Linked DNA regions of Homo sapiens: all the other regions are linked to region 1. A link is an interaction called in ENCODE POLR2A ChIA-PET data of the cell type or tissue named here. Cell type or tissue: MCF 10A. All regions are shown on one strand. Links, peaks and the distances in the headings refer to the core of each region. The heading gives the core; the rest is flanking DNA.

The links. ChIA-PET counts read pairs that join two places held together with the same protein. Peaks named below come from ENCODE experiments on the same cell type or tissue, not always from the same donor. Only the 100,000 strongest peaks of a DNase experiment are listed, where the experiment ranks them.
Region 2: POLR2A ChIA-PET joins it to region 1 with 14 read pairs; 5 of 35 experiments call an interaction of 5 or more read pairs at or near these places.
Region 3: POLR2A ChIA-PET joins it to region 1 with 11 read pairs; 24 of 35 experiments call an interaction of 5 or more read pairs at or near these places.

What each region holds. Positions count from the first base shown.
Region 1 is chr1:161,386,327-161,393,887 of GRCh38, reverse strand. It overlaps LOC124904443 (a long non-coding RNA gene), which reads right to left. Exons shown (of 2, transcript XR_007066693.1): 2 at 6,381-7,426. Among named protein-coding and RNA genes, the nearest start is that of TRV-CAC1-1, 9.7 kb to the left of the region's middle. RefSeq lists a silencer at 3,607-3,826 and an enhancer at 4,007-4,206. In MCF 10A, for the core only: no CTCF peak of the experiment used is centred there; a DNase peak (open chromatin) is centred at 3,907.
Region 2 is chr1:161,722,738-161,730,298 of GRCh38, reverse strand. It overlaps FCRLB (Fc receptor like B), which reads right to left. Exons shown (of 8, transcript NM_001002901.4): 4 at 7,290-7,310; 5 at 6,678-6,932; 6 at 4,212-4,478; 7 at 3,306-3,596; 8 at 2,156-3,052. The coding sequence ends at 2,637. Among named protein-coding and RNA genes, the nearest start is that of FCRLB, 5.0 kb to the right of the region's middle. RefSeq lists enhancers at 2,809-2,858, 3,919-4,058 and silencers at 3,119-3,378, 3,409-3,458, 3,469-3,708. In MCF 10A, for the core only: a CTCF peak has its summit at 4,062; DNase peaks (open chromatin) are centred at 3,128, 3,848 and 4,128.
Region 3 is chr1:161,193,736-161,201,296 of GRCh38, reverse strand. ADAMTS4 (ADAM metallopeptidase with thrombospondin type 1 motif 4) reads left to right here and starts at 2,243. Exons shown (of 9, transcript NM_005099.6): 1 at 2,243-3,302; 2 at 4,417-4,740; 3 at 4,994-5,126; 4 at 5,662-5,832; 5 at 7,076-7,362; 6 at 7,471-7,561. The coding sequence starts at 2,670. It also overlaps a transcript of NDUFS2 not described here. RefSeq lists enhancers at 257-978, 3,504-4,409, 5,588-5,657, 7,546-7,561 and a silencer at 6,028-6,077. In MCF 10A, for the core only: no CTCF peak of the experiment used is centred there; a DNase peak (open chromatin) is centred at 2,586.

The DNA of each region.
Region 1 (7,561 bases), core at 1,111-6,110:
CTCTCAGCCTCCCCAGTAGCTGGGATTACAGCGCCTGCCACTACACCCAGCCAATTTTTGTATTTTTAGTAGAGATGGAGTTTCATCATGTTGGCCAGGCTGGTCTTGAACTCCTGACCTCTCAGGTGATCCACCCACCTCAGCCTCCCAAAGTGCTGGGATTACAAGCATGAGCCACTGCGCCCGGCCTTGTCATATTCTTTATAATAAACCGGTAAATGTAAGTAAATGTCTCCCTGAGTTTGTGAGCCATTATGGCAAATTATCAAACAAGAGGAGGGTGTTGGGAAAGCCCCAGTTGATAGCCAATTGGTGAGAAGTACAGATGAGAATCTGGAACTTGTGATTGACATCTGAAGTTAGGAGCAGTCTTGTGAGCCTGAGTCCTTAACCTGTGGGAACTTCATTAATTCCAGGTAATTAGTGCCAGACTTGAGTTAGATGGGAGGACACACAATTGGTGACCATTGAGAACTGGAGAATTGCTTGGTGTGGAAAACCCACACATTTGATGTCAAAAGTGTGTGGGCAGAGGAAACAGTTTTTATTTAGTATGTCAGATGTGACAAGTGCTAAAGAGAAATAAAGAGGGAAACAGAAGATGAAATATCTGGGTGTCTTTGTATGTGGAATTTTAGATAGTGTGGCCAAGGCAGGCCCCCTGAGAAGTAACTTTTGTGTTAAGACCTAAAGGAAGTGAGGGAACTAGCCATGTAGACTATCTAGAGGACAAGCTTCCAGGCTGAGGGGCTACAAAGTGCAAAGGTTCTGTGGCAGCAGCAAGCTGTTGTGTCCCAGAAACAGCAAAAACCAGTGTAGCCAGATCAGAGTAAGCTAGGAGGAGGTGAAGGGTCTTGTGGAACACAGCAAGGATTTTGGCTTTCACTTTGCATGATGGGATCCTGGGGAAATGCATTTCCCTGCAAGTACAACAGGGAGAGTTAGGGCAGGGAATGGATCTCAGAGCAAGAAATATAAATGTGGTACATGTGGTTTCACTGGGGCTTCTTGATGGTATGGGAGAGGGAAACTACAGCCAAAGAGCAGCAAGAAAGGAATAACTACAGTTCCCGTGGTGGCCCTGCTTTCTCCTCTGTTCTGATCCCAAAGTGGTTGATTCCTTCCCCTCACCCTTGTCTCAGACCAACCACTCTAGCACTCCTAGTTTACCCATTCCATTAGCTCCTTTATAAGCAGACACCAGCAACATGAGGCAGTAGGGGAAGAAAAGGATAGGACAAATTCCTCGGAGCTCTGTGGATCTTGAAAAGAGTCCATCCCTGTTGGTCAGAATATTTCAGGACTTTACGGAGAGCACAGTGAAATAGTAAGAGTGATGGGCCTGTGCCACCCAGTCGGGCCAGGATCTTCTGAAGTCTGATCCTAGCCAGGTGCACTGGGGCACACCTGTAGTCCCAAAGACTTGGGAGAATGAAATGGGAGGATCACTTGAGCCCAGGAGTTTGAAGCTGCTGTGAGCTATGATTGCGGCACTGCATTCCATCCATGGGTGACAGAGTGAAACTCCATATCAAAAAATATACACAAAAAACAAAGTCTGATCCTTGCTAGGATACAAGAGGGAAATCCAGCGGCAGATAGACAGGCCTTATTTATGAAAACAAACAAGACCATGGCATCCCATGGAATTTCTAAGGTACATTTTATAATGGGACCCCTTGAGATTTTACCACACCAGCATTTTTAGTGACTGAAAGGATGAAAATTCTGATCAGGCCCTTGCTTGCTTGCACTTGTGTTTTGCCCAATATTCCTTCTATAATATAATTATAAACTGCTGATGTACTGTTTTCTTTGTCAAGCAAAAGAATATAACTTCAGGGTCTTGAAAAAAAAATTGCAGAAGGAACAGGCATAGTGGCTCATGCCTGTAATCCCAGCACTTCGGGAGGCGGAGGCAGGCAGATTACTTGAGGTCATGAGTTCGAGACAACCTTGGCCAACATAGTGAAACATCATCTCTACCAAAAAAAAACAAAAAACAAAAATTAGCTGGGTGATACGTGCCTGTAGTCCCAGTTATTCAGGAGGCTGAGGTGGCAGAATCGCTTGAACCTGGGAGACGGAGGTTACAGTGAGCTGAGATCATGTCACTGCAGTCCAGCCTGGGCAATAGAGTGAGACCCTGTCTCAAAAAAAAAAAAAAAAAAAAGCAGAAGATTCGGATGAATTACTTTAAGGATGTTATGTCCAATTGCTGATGCCCAGAAGTCTGGTTGTTCAAGGCATTATCGGAGACTGAAGAAACATAGACTTTTCCCCTCAGGTCTCTGAAACTCCCCCTCCTTTACTCTCCAGCTGCATAAAAACTCCCCACTTCGGGCCAGGCACAGTGGCTCAAGCCTGTAATCCCAGCACTTTGGGAGGCCGAGGCCGGCAGATCACCTGAGGTCAGGAGTCTGAGAACAGCCTGGCCAACATGGTGAAACCCTGTCTCTACTAAACATACAAAAATTAGCCAGGCGTAGTGGTGCACACTGTAATCCCAGCTACTAGGGAGGCTGAGGCAGGAGAATCACTTGAACCTGCAGCCTCGACGTTCCAGGCTCAAGGGATTCTCCCACCTCAGCCTCCTGAGTAGCTGCGACCACAGGCGACTGCCACCACACCCAGCTAATTTTATTTTATTTTGTAGTGACAAGTCTTATTATATGCCCAGGCTGGAAATTCATCTTTTAATTCCCATAGGTGAGCCCTCTGCCAAAACAGTAGTAAAAAGCTGGAAGTACTTTAAAGCCCAGCTGTAGAAAGAGTTTTAAATCACTCATTTTGCATGTCATCCTGCTCTTGGACAGATTCAAGACTTACTGCTAACTGAAAAGATGGGTGAAGAGTAGTGTGTAGTGTGGGGTTTTTGAGTAAGGGGAAAATGGAGGAAATATATTTATGCATATTAATATATATACATGTATGGGAACCTCCCACACGAGCGGGTTCCCAAAATATTAGGAAAAATAACAATAAAAATAATGCAAATACAAACAACACAGTATAACTACATTGTATTAGGTATTACAAGTAATCCATAGCTGATTTAAAGTGTGTGGGAGGATGTGCGTAGTTGTAGGTAAATACTATGCCATTTTATAGGAGGGACTTCAGCATCCGCAGATTTTAGTATGGGGTGCTTGCTGTCCTGGAGCTAATCTGCCTGCGGATACCGAGGGACGACTGGAGATCATCTAGGAAGGGCACGCAAAAACCCTAACAGTGGTTGCTTCGGGGAAAGAGAATGGGGGAACTCAGGGTAGGGATGCAAAAGAGACTTGCCGCCGCGAATCACGCCGAGGTGCCCCGCATCCAGCCCTGTGCTCCCGCCCCGGTCCAGGCGCGCTGCCAGGCAGAGTCCCTTGCCCAGCCCCAGAGAAGGCAGCCCATCTCCTGGGCACCGATCCTGAACGTCGGCCAACCTTGCAGGCCTAGCGAAGACCCCAAATTCGACGCGGCAGGCCTGAGGCCTGGGGAAAAAGTGACCCGAATTTCCCGCAATCTCAAGGACACCCAGGGGCGCTCCAGCCCCTCACAGCCCTCCTCCCTCATTCACTCTCACGCCTCGCCTCGCCTCCGGCTCCGGCCTCTCCGCGCCCAGTCACTCCCACGCCCCGTCACTCCCACGCCCCGCCCCTCCTCTCACCCGCGTAGTGCTCTCAGTCTCTCTTGCGCCCCGCCCTTCTGCCCTGCGTCACTCGTGAGCCCCGCCCCTCCTCTCGTCCCGCCCCCCTCTCGTCCCGCCCCTCCTCTCGTCCCTCCCCTCCGCTCGCCCCTCCCCTCCTCTCGTCCCGCCCCGCCCTTCTGCCCTTCGTCACTCGTGAGCCCCGCCCCTCCTCTCGCCGCGCCCCGCCCCACGGCTCGCAGAGGTCCGGAGCTTTCCCGTCAGCAATGAGTCAAGACCGGAAGTCTGGGAAAGGGTGCTCTCAGTTCCCGACAGCGGGGGCTGGACAAGACGGAGACGGTACTGGCAATACGTCGGTTGAAGGGAAGCGGAGCGGAGCACGCGCGGGCTGTGACGAGGGAGCGGAGAAACAGCTGTCCCGTTAGCCTCGTGTTGACGTCCCGGGTTCAGCCCCAGGAGGACGAAAAGACTGTGCCGTGTCCTTCCCGAGGGGAGTGGCGTTCCCATTGACCTGCATACCTCACCTCATACTCGTGCGTGGACGTGTTCCAGCCAAGTCCCGTTCACTCCAGCTCCTCCGTCTCCACCCTAATCCTAATTATTGGTGTTTCGTTTGAAAGGGTTCTGTGAATTTGTCAAGCAGGAAAATTTGGGGTCCGACAGAATTAAGCAATTCTCTTTAATTAAATAGCTTGCGGAGTCTTTAATTTGTTAATATGCATTTTTCTAATCGTAACTAACTTTTGCTTTACATTTACTTTTTTTTTTGAGACGGAGTTTGGCTCTTGGCTCTTGTTGCCCAGCCTGGAGTGCAATGGCGCGATCTCCGCTCACTGCAACCTCCGCCTCCCAGGTGCAAGCGATTCTCCTGGCTCAGCCTCCCGAGTAGCTGGGATTTCAGGCATGTGCCACCACGCCCAGCTAATTTTGTATTTTTAGTAGAGATGGGGGTTTCTCCGTGTTGGTCAGGCTGGTCTGGAACTCCCGACCTCAGGTGATCCACCCGCCTCGGCCTCCCAAAGTGCTGGAATTAAGGCGTGAGCCACCACCGTGCGTGGCCTGCTTTACATTTACTTTCTGTAAGGCTAAGTAATTTACAGTGTCATCTAATCCTTTTAATAATCTTATGAAGTAACCATTATCAAGATATTACAGATGAAGAAATAAAATTGTAGAGACATGCCCAAGATCCCCTTATATTAAGTGACGGAGCTAAATCCAAACCCAAATCATTTATACTGATTGCCCGCAAATCCCTTTTTACACTGGTGCATCACTTGAAACCAGTCCTACAAAGAATGTGCTTTTATCTTGGAGTCCTTGGAGAGGTAAACTGAGGTTCGAACCAAATAAAGGAACATGAGCCCCGGCCCTACCATGGAAGGGGTGGATTGCCTAGCTTCTTCTGGCCACAAGGTGAGGCAGTGAGGAAACTGCAGGAGGCTGGGTTTGGGGTCCCAGCAGTACTTCCTGCTGCCTTGAACAAATGCAGCTGCTCACTTTTACACCCCTTGCAGAACACTCCCCAAATATACCAGTGAAACCCTGAAGGCAAGGCCAGTGCTGGAAGGAATCTAAGCCTCCTGCTCCTGAGGGAAAGGATTTTATTTATTTATTTTTATTTTATTTTTGAGACGGAGTCTGGCTCTGTCGCCCAGGCTGGAGTGCAGTGGTGCTATCTCGGCTCACTGCAACCTCCGCCTCCCCTCCCGGGTTCAAGAGATTCTCCTGCCTCAGCTTCCAGAGTAGCTGGGATTACAGGCGCACGCCACCACACCCGGCTAATTTTTGTATTTTTGGTAGAGACGGGTTTCACCATGTTGGTCAGGCTGGTCTCGAACTCCTGACCTCATGATCCGCTCACCTGGGCCTCTGAAAGTGCTAGGATTACAGGCCTGAGCACCGCGCCCGGCCAGGAATGGATTTTAAAACCCTTAGGAGGCCGGGCACCGTGGCTCACGCCTGTAATCCCAGCACTTTGGGAAGCCGAGGCGGGCGGATCACGAGGTCAGGAGATCGAGACCATCCCGGCTAACACGGTGAAACCCCGTATCTACTAAAAATATTAAAAATTAGCTAGGCATGGTGGCGTTCGCCTGTAGTCCCAGCTATTCGGGAGGCTGAGCCAGGAGAATGGCATGAACCCGGGAGGGGAGGCGGAGCTGGCAGTGAGCCGATATCACACCACTGTACTCCAACCTGGGTGCGACACTCTGTCTCAAAAAAAATATAAATATAAATATAAATAAATAAATAAAAACCCTTAGGAGTAGGTGGTGAGAACTTCACCCAGCCCTATCAGGAGTTGGGGGTATGGAGAGAGGAATGGATTTTGAACAGATTTGACTCCCATCTCCTTCTAAGGGAAGATACATAGACAAGAATAAATGTCTTTTGTAGAAGTCTGGGAATAAGACAAGGAAGCCCACTGGGCAGGGACTTGGCAACTAGAGGCAAATAGAATGGTATGAGACCACGGACTTGAGAAGTTCATGTTAGGATGATACTCCAAAAGGCCCAGCAGAAAAAAGCTGCACCTTGCTCAGCACAGGGTACCCAGGGACAAGGCCAGTCCAACACATCGGAGAGCATTAGGGTGCCAGAGTCCAGCCACAGGGACCTGAGGTTGCCTCCGTTTTCTGCTACCTCTAGGTCATTGGTTGCTCCACCTTCACCAAGATGCTACCTCGGGGAAGATAAGGGAGTGTTCCAATTACCTATTGGTGTGTAACAAACCACTCCAAACTTACTGGTACAAAACAGCAACCAGTTTATTATGTCATGGATTCTGTGGGTCAAGAATTCGGAAAGGGTATAGTGGGGATGACTTGTCTCTGCTTCAGAATCACTGAGACTTCAGCTGAGAAGACTTGGAAGCCTGAGATGACTTAAAAGCTTGGGGCTGGAATCATTTGGAGTTGCTCATTCACATATGTAAAAGGTAAACTAAGGCACAAAAAAAAAATTTTAAGAGCTCATTTGACCAGCCGGGTGCTGTGGCTCATGCCTGTAATCCCAGCACTTTGGGAGGCCGAGTCGGGTGGATCACGAGGTCAGGATTTGAGACCAGTCTGGCCAACATAATGAAACCCCGTCTCTACTAAAAATACAAAAAATTAGCCAGGCGTGGTGGCACGCGCCTGTAATCCCAGCTACTTGGGAGGCTGAGGCAGGAGAAATGTGTGACTGGGGAGGCAGAGGTTGCAGTGAGCCGAGATCGCACCACTGCACTCCAGCCCAGGTGACAGTGCGAGACTCCATCTCAAAAAAAAAAAAAATAGAGTTCATTTGAATAGGAAGCAATTAATGAATTGGGAAATACCAAACCAAAAGAAGTTTAATTTTCTCATGACAAATCATCAGGGGCAAGTATTTATGGGGTAAATGTGGAGCAAAATAAATAATTTGATTGATTGCAATTTTACAGTTGCCTTATTCATTCATTCACCTTCTTGGAAAGTCCCTAGTTATATAAGTTTTTGGCTACTTCCAATTGGTTGAGCTTAAGTTTTGTTTTTCTTTAATACAGGCATTTACAAGAAATGGCTCAACATAAGTTTCCCTTGTGTTTGTAAATCAAGGTTGAGGTCACTTATGAGGCCTAACTGGTTTTGTCTGCTCAGAGATTCTTCAGGCCTGGTCTCCATTTTAATTTACTTCAACATATGTCTGAGGTTATGCTGGCTGTTGGCTGGGATCTCGGCTAGGATTGTCAGCAGGAACACCTACGTGGTTTCTCCATGAGGTTGCTCTGCTTCCTCATATCCAAGGTGGCTGGATTCTGAGTGACTCCTAAGACAATCAAGTGGAAGATGTATAACCTTTTTTGACCTTGCATCACTTCCACCTTACCTACAGGCCCACCCAAGTTCAAGAGGAAGGAATACAGACTCCACCTCTTAATGGGAGGAGTGTCACACTAAAGAA
Region 2 (7,561 bases), core at 1,196-6,195, 340 kb before region 1:
GATACTGCTGCCCTAGCTCTCCTTTGAGTAACTATTTCTCTTTTTTGTACTCTTAAAAAATGATCAACTGATTTTTTAAATGACCTGAGATTCTTTGATTACTAAGCCTCTTGCCACTAATGTTAGTCACTTCCTGTCTATATCAAGATGGCAGAAACCGGCCGGGCGCGGTGGCCCAAGCCTGTAATCCCTGCACTTTGGGAGGCTGAGGCAGGTGGATCACCTGAGGTCAGGAGTTCAAGACCAGCCTGGCCAACACGGTGAAACCCCGTCTCTACAAAAATACAAAAATTAGCCTGGCATGATGGCAGGTGCCTGTAATCCCAGCTACTGGGGAGGCTGAGGTGGAAGAATCACTTGAACCTGGGAGGCGGAGGTTGCAATGAGCTGAGATTGCTCCAGCCTGGGTGACAGAGTGAGATGTGAGACTCCGTCTCAAAAAAAAAAAAAAAAAAAAAAAGCAGAAATCTCAGGGAAACAAAATCAGAAGGGGAAAAGAGCCTGGGCACTGAAATAGAGTGCAGTTAGCTAGGAAAGGTGGCCTTGGAAGAGAGTTCTGAGAAGTGAGATGAGCCTGCATCAGAAAGCTGGAAATCAGAGCCACAAAGGCCCTTGTAGACCAAGACCCCAGAACTGAATTATAGGCACCTGGACATATCTCTCAGAGTTAAGCAAAGATCCACTGAGATAAGTTTGATTCTTCTTGTCTAATTTTAAGTTAGCATTTCCTCAGATTAGACATATTGATGCCTTCATGTCAGGAATGCTTTCAGATAGCCATCCCAAGTATCCAACAGGCTAAAGCACTTCTTAACAAGACTTTCATGTTCTGATTCCTTCCTACTTCCCCATATTCATCTCTGTCACCTCCTCCCTAAAATACACCTACACAGATACACATAAACACACATAATTCTCCAACCACTCCCAATTATTTGTAGCTCCATAAACACGCTACAGTCTTTCATTTCTTTGTGTCTTTGCTTCCTCAGCCTACTTGCCATACCCTCAATCTTTCTCACATCTCCATGTGGTAGTTCTTGCTCTTCCTTAAAAATTCAACTTTCTTCTCTGAATTCCTATCATGTTTCATAGAGCACTTATCACATTGCAGTGTAATTTATGTGTGCACCTGCCTGCCTGCCTGCCTCTCTGTATAATTTCAGTGGCTTTGTAATAATAATATGGTGAAGAACAATATTAAGAAGAATAGGATGAAGGCTGTTGATATTATTCTGGTTAATCACTCAGAAAGAAATGGAAAATCGGGTTGTGACGCAACATCTATCAAGCAGAAGTAAAGGATGAGAGGGTACAGTTGTTACAGCTCTAAGCCTTAACAGTGAAACTTAACTGAAGAAGGATATGGACCTGATGAGAACGAGGCCTCCTGAGGACAAATCACACTAGCTCTGCAGAGGATTGATGGCTCCAGTAGGCAGATGGGAAAACCCATCAAAATGGGACTTTCCAGGAACATAACCATGAAATTGCAATTGAAATGGCTTCTCACTTTTCTTCTTTTAACTAAGTGAGAGTAAAGTCACCATGCAGGATGGCATACTGATCTGTGCATGTGTGTATCTTGGTGTATTCATGTTGGAAAGGCTCTTAAGAAAAAAGCTGCTAAGAATGAGAACTCAATTTTGAGGATTTGTCTTAAAGTTTCTTCAAAAAGATTTCTCAATGCAAATGGTACACTTATTTAATATACGGCTAAGGTTAGCATAGTCTGCCTGCTGCTACCACAGCCCATCAGTCTGTCTAGCTGCACTGGGGCAGGGGGTGCACCTGGGTTAAGTCTAACAGAACTCTGACCCTTTTTTTTTTTTTTTTTTGAGATGGAGTTTCACTCTTGTTGCCCAGGCTGGAGTGCAATGGCACGATCTCGGCTTACTGCAACCTCCGCCTTCCAGGTTCAAGCAATTCTCCTGCCTCAGCCTCCCAAGTAGCTGGGATTACAGGCGCCTGCCACCATGCCCAGCTAATTTTTGTATTTTCAGTAGAGACGGGGTTTCGCGATGTTGGCCAGGCTGGTCTCGGACTCCTGACCTCAGGTGATTCCCCCCCCCCCCCCGCCTCAGCCTCCCAAAGACTCTGACCCTTTTAACCAGGGAATGGGAGGCCCACACAAACAACTTTCTCTCGCCAAAACTAAATAGAACCCAGGATTTATTTGAAGATGTAAACTCATCAGTAATAGGACTGAACGTCTTTTTAATATCAACAGAGTAAATTCATTATGAATAATTACACTTTGACCCTAAAATATTCTCAAGTGCTCAGTTACCTCAATGTACTTAAATACCAAAAAAACTGCCTGTGCTGAAATATGTACTGGCTAGGCTTATCTGAAGGGCTAAGGGTGACTAAATTCACATCCAAAGTTAAATCACAATGTAGTAAATAACAGGTTTCTACTTCTTGCTGAATTCTGTGAGAATTCAAAGAGAATGCTTGCGGTTACAAACTGCTGTGTGAGGTTGAAATCGTCAGCCACTACACTTCGTGGGCGCTCCTTTAAAAACCACAGCAAAACACAAGGATGCAAACAGATGGCTTTGAAAGAAATTCGCGTGAGGGGAAGCAGGAGACCAAGGAGGAATGAGCCTGCAGAGGGGACGGTAGCCGCCCCCTCAGCTCTCCACAGGAGTGGTCTCTGGGGTTCCCGGGCTCACAGCAAAGTGAGAGGTGGGGGTCTCGGGCGTTCCCCTGAGCTCCCGGAGGGCCTGTGGCTCCTTTAATTCCAGGACCACCCGGCTCAGAAGGCCTTTGAGCAGCTGCATTTCTCGGAGCAGAAGGTCCACGTCGGGTTTCAGGGCTCCAGCCGATTGTTCCAAGGGCGTCGGCGGAGCGCAGGCGGGTGGCCCCGCAGTCGGGGCGCCGCTCGCCGGGAACTGCAGCCCGGTGGAGGTGGTGTTCCGGACGGAGGTGACCAACGGGACCGATCTGGACACCGGGGGCTTTCTGAAGGAAAGCGGCCTATTACCAGGAGCCAAGGCTGCGGCCCATGGAGCTGGGGCGGTGGTGGAGGCCGGGTCCAGGGGAGAACCTGTGAATGCATTACGCCCAGTCACGCGCGGCTTGCATGGTTCTTCTCGGCGCTGGGCTGGGGGAGGGGCGTAGGGCGGTGGGCGGGGATGGGGAAGGCCGGAAGAGGGGTGAGGAGGAGGGCGGCGAAGGGGAGATGGGAAAGGCGGGGGGCGGGACGGGAACCAGGGGGCGGGGGTGATTCGTGGGTGCCGAGAGGCGGAAGCAGGGCTGACCGCCAGGGTCGGCGTCCGGGAGGGTGTGCAGGCACTCACCCGGCCCCGGGAGCTGCAGCCACGGACTGCGTTTCCGGACACTGCGGGTGGCGGTAGCCGCCTCGCACCAGTACGATTCGAGCTCCTCGACCTCGGGCTCCGGGACTGTGTACTCGGCGCCCCAGTCGAAGCGGCGCACCGCGCGGCTGTACTTGTAAAACGCGAACTGCAGCGGCGTGTCGCGCTTCTGCGGGTGCAGGCGCGTGTCGCAGCGCAGCACCACCCCACCCAGCGCCGCGCCGCGGGCCTCCCGCGGACCCATCACCCTCAGCACCGGCGCCCGGAACAGCTCTACGGAGAGGGCGGGGAGCAACGGCGCCGGCTTGTCCACCGCTCCGCGACCCCGCTCCTTCCTGCTTCCCGCGAGGGCTCCTTGCAGACCCACAGACCAAGGGGGGAGGGGAGGAGGCCGTGTGTCCACGTGGAGGGGGAAGGGGAGCCTTCTGAAATGTGGGGCAGGGGGACCGAGTCCACGAGGGACGGGGAAAGCTTGAAAGGAAGAGGGACCAGGCCAGACGCTTCATGTCACATCCCGACTGACACTCAGCTCGGGTTCTGCAGCCTAGAATAGGAGACGCTGCGCCTGCCTTGCAGGACGCTAGGGAGTCGCTCCTTCGTCCCAGTCCCACAGTGGCCCCTGCCCCTGCCAGAGCTGCCCTCTCTGTGGGAGTCCCCAGCCAGAGTGAGAAGCCAGGATGTGCGTCGGGGAAAGGGACCAGCCTCCAAGCAGGCGGCGGATCAAGCGCTGCTTCACGGCAAAGGAGAGGAGACAGCGTCCATAGTCTAAGAGAAACCCTCCAAGTGGCAGCTATTTGAACTTCCGCCCCTTCTTTTCTCGCCGAGCTCCTGTCCCAGAATTTCTCAATGCTCATTTGCCTCCCTCCCGGGGCCCCTGGTCTCTCCCACCTTGCACTGTCACAGCCACCTTAGCGGAGAACATGGGCGCGCTCTCCACCGGGATGCGCATGGTGCCCGAGCACTGGTAGCGCCCGCTGTCGCTGGCACGCGCCTGTAACACAGTGTAGTTGGCGCTGGAGTGGAAGTAGCGCACGGCCTGGCCGTCGTGGTAGTAGTGAAGCTTGTAGACCACCTTGTCGTACCAGCCGCGGCAGCGCAGGACTAGCGGCTCACCCTCGAACACTGGCGCATAGGGCACTTGCAGAATCAGCCAATCTGCGACAGACACCACAGACACGCTTGACTCCACAGAAAGTCCAGCCCTGGAGATCTCCCACTCTCACAGCCTTCCAGCTTTCTCCTCTTAACTCCTCTCCCTCCCTTCCCCGCCATCTCCCACCGCTTTCTTTTCTTTTCTTTTTCTTTCTTTTTTTCTTGTTCTTTTTCTTTTTTTGAGACATGGTCTTGCTCTTGTCGCCCAAGCTGCAGTGCAGTGGCACAAACTCGGTTCACTGCAACCTCCACCTCTTGGGTTCAAGCGATTCTTCTGCCTCAGCCTCCCGAGTAGCTGGGATTACCGGTGGGCGCCATCACACCCAGCTAATTTTTGCATTTTTTAGTAGAGACAGGGTTTCACCATCTTGGCCAGGCTGGTCTTGAACTCCTGACCTCAGGTGATACGCCCACCTCGGCCTCCCAAAGTGGTGGGATTACAGGCGTGAGCCACCGGGCCTGGCCTCCCACTGCTTTCTTGAGCGGACAGGCCTTCCCTGGTGGTTGGCACCCAGCAGCCTCATAGTGCAAGATATATTTGTAGGTGAGTGGGAAGGAAGGGGGATGGCTGGTCTTTCACTTAGCCAGGGAGCAAAGATGCCAGAGACTTGGCTCCACCCTCAAAGGGTTTTGACCATGAGAATCAACTATAACCTCCTTAGGATGGTGTCAGAGTCCTCCTGACTGGGTCCTGCTTACCTCTCCCTCACCATGGCAGTATTCATTCCTGCCCCATTTCCTCTCTACTTTCCTCATCTTCCACTCCTAACAGGATAAGTTCCAGCCATACTGAACTGTTGAGAGAACTGGCCCTGCTCTGAGCCCGAGGCTTTTGTACCTGCTATTTCCTCAGCCAAGAAGACTCTCTTTCACCTGTTTAAGTTCACCTGCTTGTCCTGCATGTCTAGGCTTAGACCTTATCTCCTCCAGAAAACATCCCTGACACCCCAGGAGAGCCTTAGGTATCTCCTACAGCACCTCATAATTACCCTGTGATCATTATAGCACGCTTACATAGCCCTAGCACAGAGCAGATGCCATTTTAGGTGTTGTACATTGAGAAAGAATCCTGCAAGTAATAGCCACAATCCACATGCACTCCCAATCTGTAAGCAGTAATTACTCCTATAGTACTCAGTATAATTATTGCTATCACCAATGATTTCCGAACAAGAAACCACAGAGTATGAATATGAAGTGTGTGTAAGTGCTAATCTGAACATTGAGTGATGTGCTTTAAATTCTGAATACAAATTGTGGCTAGGAGTGCACGATCTCAGCTCACTGCAACTTCCGCCTCCCAGGTTCAAACAATTCTCATGCCTCAGCCTCCTGAGTAGCTGGGACTACAGGCACCCGCTATCATGCCCAGCTATTTTTTTTTTTTTTTTTTTTTTTAGTAGAGAGTGTTTCACCATGTTGGCCAGGCTGGTCTTGAACTCCTGACCTCAGGTGATCTGCCCGCCTTGGCCTCCCAAAGTGCTGGGATCACAGGCTTGAGCCACCGTGCCCAGCAATCCTGTACTTTATTGAACAAATTATTGTTATTTTTCTTATCCTGTTTTAAAACCCTTCAAGCATCTCGAGAATCAGTTTCTCAGCTGACTCCTGTGTACACATATACACGTCTGCAATAAAACTTTGAGTAAGTGCTCAGTTCAATTGCTGCTTTTTTTCTTTAGCAAATCATAATTCACTTTTAATCCTCAGAGCAGCCGAAGAGATACATACTATTATTGTCCCTTCTTTACAGATGTGGACACTGAGGCACAGAGAAGCATCACACTGTTCAACTGAGAGTAGATCCTTGATCTATGCTCAGACTGCCAGGGAAACTCACCTTTCCTGTTTGGTGAATTTCCTTTACTGCTCCCTCCCCAACCCCCTAAAGTTCTCTGTCCAGCACTCCAGGTCCTTGGAGCCTTTGCTCTTCTGAGCTGGTCTCAGAAACAAACAGAAATGTTCACACTGTGCCTCACACTATGGCAGGAGGGTAAGGGGACCTTGGGGGCTAGGCATGCCTTACTGCATCTCTCGCATAGTGCCGTGCAGGTCCCTACCTGCTCCAGAGACTTAAGATAGGCCCCAGTGTGGCCCTTGTTTCCTGCACCTTGGGATTGGCCCAGTGTTCCCTCCCACCAGAGGACTAGTATTGCCAGAGGAGACACGTGCTCCCCCTCCCCTCGTGCTCAGTCCACTCACCATTGGATACAGAGAGGTGGATGGGGTCACTGACGGGTGCTCCCCGTGTCTGGCATCGATACACCCCTGGTGTCTGCACCTCAATGCTCTTCTTGTGAGAGGGCAGAAGTAGGTGGCCCAAATACCAGAGAGTGCTGATGGGCTGGAGCTCCAGGAGCAGTGGGTGGTATCCATCACACTTCAAAGTTACCCGCTCCCCTTTGAAGATGGTGGTCCAAGGTGGATGTAGAGACAATATGGGCTTCTCCAGAGTAGCTGGGGTGGGGAGTGGGGTGAGAGGGGGCAGCATGCAAAGAGAATCAAGGTGAGGTGCCCAAAGAAACGACCTGAGTTTGGGAAATCTTAGGAAACCCCAGCTCGCAGGCCCCAGCCCATGTACTAACCCATCCCTGCAGGAGAGGAGATCACATTCATTGGGTTACAGACTACCAGTCCATCAGCCAGCACCCATTTCTAAATGCCTTCAAGCAAATTTAGTCCCAGGGGTTGACGAGAGTGGGAAGAGACACTATCCCAGCGCAGCCAAGAAGTGAGGAGTCTACTTGAAAAGGTCACTTAGGGGGTTGGAGTGGAAGCTGTAGAAAATTGGGATGAGAAATTTATAAGACTCACCAGCTTGCCCACTGCTTGGAACTGCAGAACAGGAAAGAAGGAAGAGGAAGGAGAAGGAGAATATTGGCGATGAGAGGAGAGAGACTCTTGACGACAAGAAAGGCTGAATGGTCCCAAAACCTGTTTTTCTTCTTCTGCCCCTGGTTTCCCAAGCTCTGAGAAAGCCCCTTCTTCTTCACCCCTCCAAAAAAAGATAATGAACCACTTGGAAACTGAGGATTGGATACCCACCCTCCTCTCCCCATACCTTGGTCCACCCTATTCTCCACCAC
Region 3 (7,561 bases), core at 655-5,654, 190 kb after region 1:
CAGAGATGGTGGAATTCTTCACTGCAGAGAAAGAGGGGAAAGCCAGACTTCTGGCCTGGGAATTGACCTAATGGGAACTGTACCAAAGGGTGGGGCCAGATCCTTAGCTGTGGGAACTGACCAGGACCTGGGCTAGACAAGGCAGCTGCCACAGAGCCAGGGCAGAGGTTTGGTCCCTCTGTTGTCCTCATTCCTTGCTCTTTCCCTGGGCCTTCTTTCTATTGTTGAAACACAGCAAATGTGGCCATGGTGGTGGGGGATGGGAAGGACTGCATTTATTTGCCTTGATCCAGCCTGGGAGAAGTCAGGATAGACTTTGGGCTGCTTGGCCCTGGAGGCAGCTTGAGCTGGGACTGGGGTGGGGGGCTCCTGAGGGGCTGCCTAGGACACTGCAGCTTTTGTGCCTTCTCCCTGCTGCCAACACCCCCACACACACTGCTGCAGCCACTCTAAAGCCCTTTGTCTTTCATTGCTTAGTCACCCCCTTTGTCCTCATCTCAAATAGGGGAGTGGAAAGGGGCAGTAGAGTTCTCTGGTGATAGCTCCTCTTGCCCCTGCCCCTTCTGGTCTCCCACCCTTTGTCCGACTCCTCTAGTCCCAGCCCCGTTGGCTTAGAACCAGGGTCAGGCAAGTGGTGGGTCAAGAGGTGGGTCTGGCAGTCACAAGGGGGTGGGTGATCCAGGAAGTGATAGGCACCAGGGCAGGTATTACCGACCTGAGCAGGAAGGGAGGGGGAAAGGAAGTATTCTGACGGATATGATATGCGGGGGACAGGAGGTGACAAAGCAGAGTGAATAGGGGAATAGAGGCAAGAGGAGGTGGTCCACTTCTGGGAAAGGAAAGAGACTGCTGACTGCACTCTCCTTCCTGGGGATTTCCTGGGGAAACAAGCAGCCAGAGGATGGGGTGAGCAGAAATTGCCCCTACTTCTGAACCCTTCCTTGCCTTGAGAGTTCATACCCAAGACCTCTTTTCCGAGTTCCCTCCTATCCAAAGCCAAAGGAATAATTTGCTTCCTTTCCCTAACACCACCTCTTCCTCCCCAGCCACTTTCCCCACCCCAGGCAATGGATTTCTCCCAGTACCCTAATTTCCCTATATGCACAATGCTGTCTCCACCCTCTCCCTGCCCCAGGGAGAATTAAAAAGAAAAGATGACTAGATATTCCAGGAACCACTGGGTTCTCAGAGCAAGGTGGGGTGGATGGTGGGAGCCAGGTGGGGATTCTCCCAGATTGATACTGGGTGAATCTGGGTTCCTGAGAGCAAGTCTTGCCTATGCTGGGGGCTGGCTGACTTGAGGCTGGGGGAGGGTTTAGGGCAGTTGGGAGTGGGTAGGAGCAGGGCCAAAAGCCTGGGGGAAGCTACTGGGAGCTGGGCCAGGGAAATGGGGAGTCAGGAAGTGGGGAGGGGGAACCCTGGGGGGAAATGGAGGCGGAATGGCTGTTCTGGGCTTTGGAGGGGGTGGGTAGTGGTAACTCAGGAAGGGGGATCCTGAGGGAGAGAAGGGACGTTAGAAAAGAGGAGGTGCCACCCTGGATCCGCCTTCTATAAAAGGAAAAGTCGTTAACCCCTCCTGCCTTGTCATCTGCCGCCTCTGTTATGTTCATTCCAAGCAGGATCATCCTACCTTTGGGCAGTCAACTCCCTGATCACTGTCTCCTTGCCTCCCCCAATGTTCTGCCTTTTTTACTCTTCCCAGCTGCTCAGTTCTATCCTGAGCCATGTCAAGCTACCTCTTTTATTTGTTCTTCCCTCTTGATGCCTCCTTACCTGTTCCCTACCCTCTTTTCTCAGGCAGCTCACTCAGTCCCCTCAGCCCTGGAAACCAGCCACTAGGGCCAAAGGGCAGCATGAGGGAGCCTTGAGAAAAGAGAAGCCATGGTAGGTTAGACTATAAGAGCAGGAATTCTCCCAGGACCGTGATCCTATCTGTGCATGCCGGCCAGGCCCTTTCCCTCACTCTCTGCCTCTCCTGGGGCTCTGTCCCACCAAAAAGGGAAAGAGACAGCTGAGGGCTGATTGTGGGGTTTGGGAAAAGGCTATGTCATCAGCTGGCCCAGTGCCTATTATCCATTCGGCTGCTAGAGATTCCCCTCCCCTGGGCAAGTCCCATTTTTTTGGGAAGCGATGATACACCCATCTGAGTCCCACCGACAGAGCTCAGCTGAGTGGCTTAGAGATCAGCCAATCAATCGCAGAGGCTCACCATGCTTAAAAGAGCTGGCGCGGAGAGAGGCTGGGGAGAACCCACAGGGAGACCCACAGACACATATGCACGAGAGAGACAGAGGAGGAAAGAGACAGAGACAAAGGCACAGCGGAAGAAGGCAGAGACAGGGCAGGCACAGAAGCGGCCCAGACAGAGTCCTACAGAGGGAGAGGCCAGAGAAGCTGCAGAAGACACAGGCAGGGAGAGACAAAGATCCAGGAAAGGAGGGCTCAGGAGGAGAGTTTGGAGAAGCCAGACCCCTGGGCACCTCTCCCAAGCCCAAGGACTAAGTTTTCTCCATTTCCTTTAACGGTCCTCAGCCCTTCTGAAAACTTTGCCTCTGACCTTGGCAGGAGTCCAAGCCCCCAGGCTACAGAGAGGAGCTTTCCAAAGCTAGGGTGTGGAGGACTTGGTGCCCTAGACGGCCTCAGTCCCTCCCAGCTGCAGTACCAGTGCCATGTCCCAGACAGGCTCGCATCCCGGGAGGGGCTTGGCAGGGCGCTGGCTGTGGGGAGCCCAACCCTGCCTCCTGCTCCCCATTGTGCCGCTCTCCTGGCTGGTGTGGCTGCTTCTGCTACTGCTGGCCTCTCTCCTGCCCTCAGCCCGGCTGGCCAGCCCCCTCCCCCGGGAGGAGGAGATCGTGTTTCCAGAGAAGCTCAACGGCAGCGTCCTGCCTGGCTCGGGCGCCCCTGCCAGGCTGTTGTGCCGCTTGCAGGCCTTTGGGGAGACGCTGCTACTAGAGCTGGAGCAGGACTCCGGTGTGCAGGTCGAGGGGCTGACAGTGCAGTACCTGGGCCAGGCGCCTGAGCTGCTGGGTGGAGCAGAGCCTGGCACCTACCTGACTGGCACCATCAATGGAGATCCGGAGTCGGTGGCATCTCTGCACTGGGATGGGGGAGCCCTGTTAGGCGTGTTACAATATCGGGGGGCTGAACTCCACCTCCAGCCCCTGGAGGGAGGCACCCCTAACTCTGCTGGGGGACCTGGGGCTCACATCCTACGCCGGAAGAGTCCTGCCAGCGGTCAAGGTCCCATGTGCAACGTCAAGGCTCCTCTTGGAAGCCCCAGCCCCAGACCCCGAAGAGCCAAGGTAGGCATCTCTGGAGTCTGTGTCCTGCGGTGTCCTCCCGCCATGTCTGTCCTACTGACCCCTATTCACCCTCTCTCCACCCACTTACACTTCTGGCCGTTCTGCTTCCCTCCCTTCTGCCTGCCTTTCCTTTCTCCATGAGCCTCCTTTCTTGGTAAGGCTCAGGCCTCTCCCCTTCACCCTTCTCCTAGCCAGACCCACCGAGGGTTCTCAGAGGTGGGTCACAGACTCTGGGCTGGGAATAACTGCTCCCTCTCCCCACCCCACCCCTTCCTGGCCATGGCATCTCCTACTGACACAGTCCCCAGCAGTAAAGGTCTCCTAACAGCCCCTTGGCCTTGGCTCTTTTCTCTGCTCCAAATTTGATTTTCATCCCCCACTCCCAGCTATAGGAGTCAGGTTTGAGGCCCTAGGGCTTGGTGTCTGGCTTCTGATGCTGCCTTTAAAATCACTGTGGCAAACTGCAAACTAGGGCAGGAGTGGCAAGAGAGGGAGGGTATCCCATACCTCCTTCTGGTCAATCCCCTTCACACACTGTGGCCGGACTGCGAGGCTGCCTGAGGCTCCATCCTTTCCTCCCTCCCACTCCTGGTCTCCCCCTTCTTCCCTTCCCTCCTCCCTCCTCCCTCTCTAGCTTTAATCCAGACCAGACGCTCCCTCCACAACCGCCACGCTGAGCTCTGGCCCTGGCCCTAGCTGCTGACTGAATCGTTCCTCCAACCACACAGGGCAGACACGTTGCAGCCCAGCCCTCTAGCCCTGGTCCCATAGGCCCCAGCCACACTCAGGCCTGGAGAACCCCAAAGTCCCTCCTGACGGCAGTCCAGGCTGCTTTCACCTCTGGGGCTCCCGCAGCCCTGGGATGTGGCGTCCCCTTCTCCTCCCCTTCTTAGAACCAGCTGCTGACTCCTCAGAGTTACCACAAAAGCCCTGAGATTTGGCGTTGGGGGAAGGGCCCAACCAAGACCCGCCAGGAGTCAGGAATCCCGTGGGGTGTGTGGGGCCCAGCTGACTATGCTGAGTTCCAGACCCAGGAAGTGAGGGATTGGAGAATCGACCGACCCATGGGTCTGAGAGGCTATTTCAGGATCTTCCTCTCCCTTTTTCTCTACAGCGCTTTGCTTCACTGAGTAGATTTGTGGAGACACTGGTGGTGGCAGATGACAAGATGGCCGCATTCCACGGTGCGGGGCTAAAGCGCTACCTGCTAACAGTGATGGCAGCAGCAGCCAAGGCCTTCAAGCACCCAAGCATCCGCAATCCTGTCAGCTTGGTGGTGACTCGGCTAGTGATCCTGGGGTCAGGCGAGGAGGGGCCCCAAGTGGGGCCCAGTGCTGCCCAGACCCTGCGCAGCTTCTGTGCCTGGCAGCGGGGCCTCAACACCCCTGAGGACTCGGACCCTGACCACTTTGACACAGCCATTCTGTTTACCCGTCAGGTGAGGCCCCAGTCAGCACCGCAGGCCATGCACTGCACAATTCTAAGAAGCGCCACTACATAGACTATGATGCAAATGATGTTCCTGGAGTTGTGTGACATGGTGCCTTGCCCCAGCCACACTGCCATGTGTGGCTACCTAGGCCCTGACAGTGCTGGGTCCTCAGTGCCCAGGTCCCCGGGAATCTGGATCTCAACCCAATGGACCCAGGTGTCTTGGCTGTCTATGCACCTTCTATGATCCCTCTCCACAGGACCTGTGTGGAGTCTCCACTTGCGACACGCTGGGTATGGCTGATGTGGGCACCGTCTGTGACCCGGCTCGGAGCTGTGCCATTGTGGAGGATGATGGGCTCCAGTCAGCCTTCACTGCTGCTCATGAACTGGGTAAAGTAGGGGTGGATGAGAAAGGTATTAGGGAGGAGAAGGTGGGGGAGGGGGTAGCAAGTTCACCACAGTGTTAATGGGGGTCCCAAGGTATTCTTCCCCCAGGCCTAGGTATAGGGCTATTACTCCTCTCTGCTCCAGGTGTAGACATACATTTACATTTTTCTATTAAATAAATTAGTTGGTCGAAACTACTGTGAACTCCTCTGTGTGTGTGTGTGTGTGTGTGTGTGTGTCTGTGTGTGTGTATTTGGAGGGGGAGTCAGAGACAATGGGTGGGGTCACAGTTGGGAATGTTGGCTATAAGGAAAAGTGGGTAGGGAGGGACCCTGAGTATATTTTGGGGAAGAGGAGACAGAGAAAGAGACGGGGCTACATACTGGGAGCCCTGAGAGTACCATAAAGGAAAGGACTGGGGGCAGGGTGAGGTGGGTAATGGATCTGATCATCCACAGCTGCAGCCAGATTTATTATGGAGTCCCTCAGGGCATGGGGAAGGGACCCTCAGATCCTATCAGGGCCTTTGCTCCCACAGGTCATGTCTTCAACATGCTCCATGACAACTCCAAGCCATGCATCAGTTTGAATGGGCCTTTGAGCACCTCTCGCCATGTCATGGCCCCTGTGATGGCTCATGTGGATCCTGAGGAGCCCTGGTCCCCCTGCAGTGCCCGCTTCATCACTGACTTCCTGGACAATGGCTATGGTAAGCAGATGGCACTTACCTTTCCCTGGGTAGCACTCAATTCCTGTCCTCCAGGGCACTCTCACTTCCGCTGCATTCTGCATGGACCAAATTGCCTCCCCCAAGTGTGCTTCCTCTGCAGTGTGGGAAGGGGTGAGAAATGCTGCTGTCTTTGTGTAGTTCTCACTTCCTCCCAGAATAAATAGCATAGCTAGAGGAGGCGAATTTTGGCTCAGTAGAATTAGAACTGACTTTCTGAGGGCCAGAACTGTCCACCACTGGAATGGGCTGGCTATGAAGGAGGTGATTACCTTGTCACGCAGTGAGGTATGCAAGAATAGCAGGATGACTGCCACTAGGCAGAGATGTTGATGAGAAGCAAACTCAAATATTCTATAGTTGGTTAGAATAGGCAGAATTGAGTTCCTATCCTTACTCTGTTTTGTTTTGTTTTGTTTTGTTTTAAATACAGATGTGGTCTCACTGTGTTGCCTAGGCTGGTCTCGAACTCCTAGGCTCAAGCAATCCTCCCACCTCAGCCTTCCAAAGTGCTGGGATTACAGACATTAAGCCACCATGCCTGGCCTCTTATTCTGTTCTTTAAGCAGGTGTAGATGTGTGACTGTAAGTTACTTCACCTCTCTGTGTTTGTAGTTGATATGTCAGATAAGTATAATAGCGGTACCTATCTCATAGGTATTTGCCATGATTAAATAGTGCTGGTCAAGCATTTAGCCAATGCTCATCTCATAATAAGCATCCAATAAACTATAGCTGCCCATTAAAGCCTCTTACAGGGCTAGGCACAGTGGCTTACACCTGTAATCCCAATGCTTTGGGAGGCTAAGGTGGGAGGATTGCTTGAGACCAGGAGTTTGAGATTAGCCTGGACAACATAGCAAGACCTTATCACTACAAAAAATTCCAAAAAATTAGCTGGACATGGCACATGCCTGTAATCCCAGCTACTCAGGAGCCCAAGGCAGGAAGTTTGCTTGAGCCCAGAAGTTTGAGGCTGTAGTGAGCCATGATCATGCCACTGTACTGCAGCCTGAGCGACAGAGCAAGACTCTGTCTCAGGAAAAAAAAAAAAAAGTAAGTAATTAAAATAAAAATTATAAATAACAAAAATTTAAATCCTCTTATAGTCCTAGGATTGTTTTTCTAGGCTCCATCAGGCCCCAGGGAGCCTAAGCTTTCTGCTGGCAATCCTGAATGCTCCCCTCAGCCCGTTGCTGACTTTGTGCCCCAACCCCCTTCCCAGGGCACTGTCTCTTAGACAAACCAGAGGCTCCATTGCATCTGCCTGTGACTTTCCCTGGCAAGGACTATGATGCTGACCGCCAGTGCCAGCTGACCTTCGGGCCCGACTCACGCCATTGTCCACAGCTGCCGCCGCCCTGTGCTGCCCTCTGGTGCTCTGGCCACCTCAATGGCCATGCCATGTGCCAGACCAAACACTCGCCCTGGGCCGATGGCACACCCTGCGGGCCCGCACAGGCCTGCATGGGTGGTCGCTGCCTCCACATGGACCAGCTCCAGGACTTCAATGTGAGATCCTAGGGCAGGGGTGGGGTAAAGGGCCCGGGGGTGTGGGGACTGGCCTTAAGCCCAGGAGAGAGTTCACTTATGCCCCACTTCCGTTCTGTGCCTTTGCAGATTCCACAGGCTGGTGGCTGGGGTCCTTGGGGACCATGGGGTGACTGCTCTCGGACCTGTGGGGGTGGTGTCCAGTTCTCCTCCCGAGACT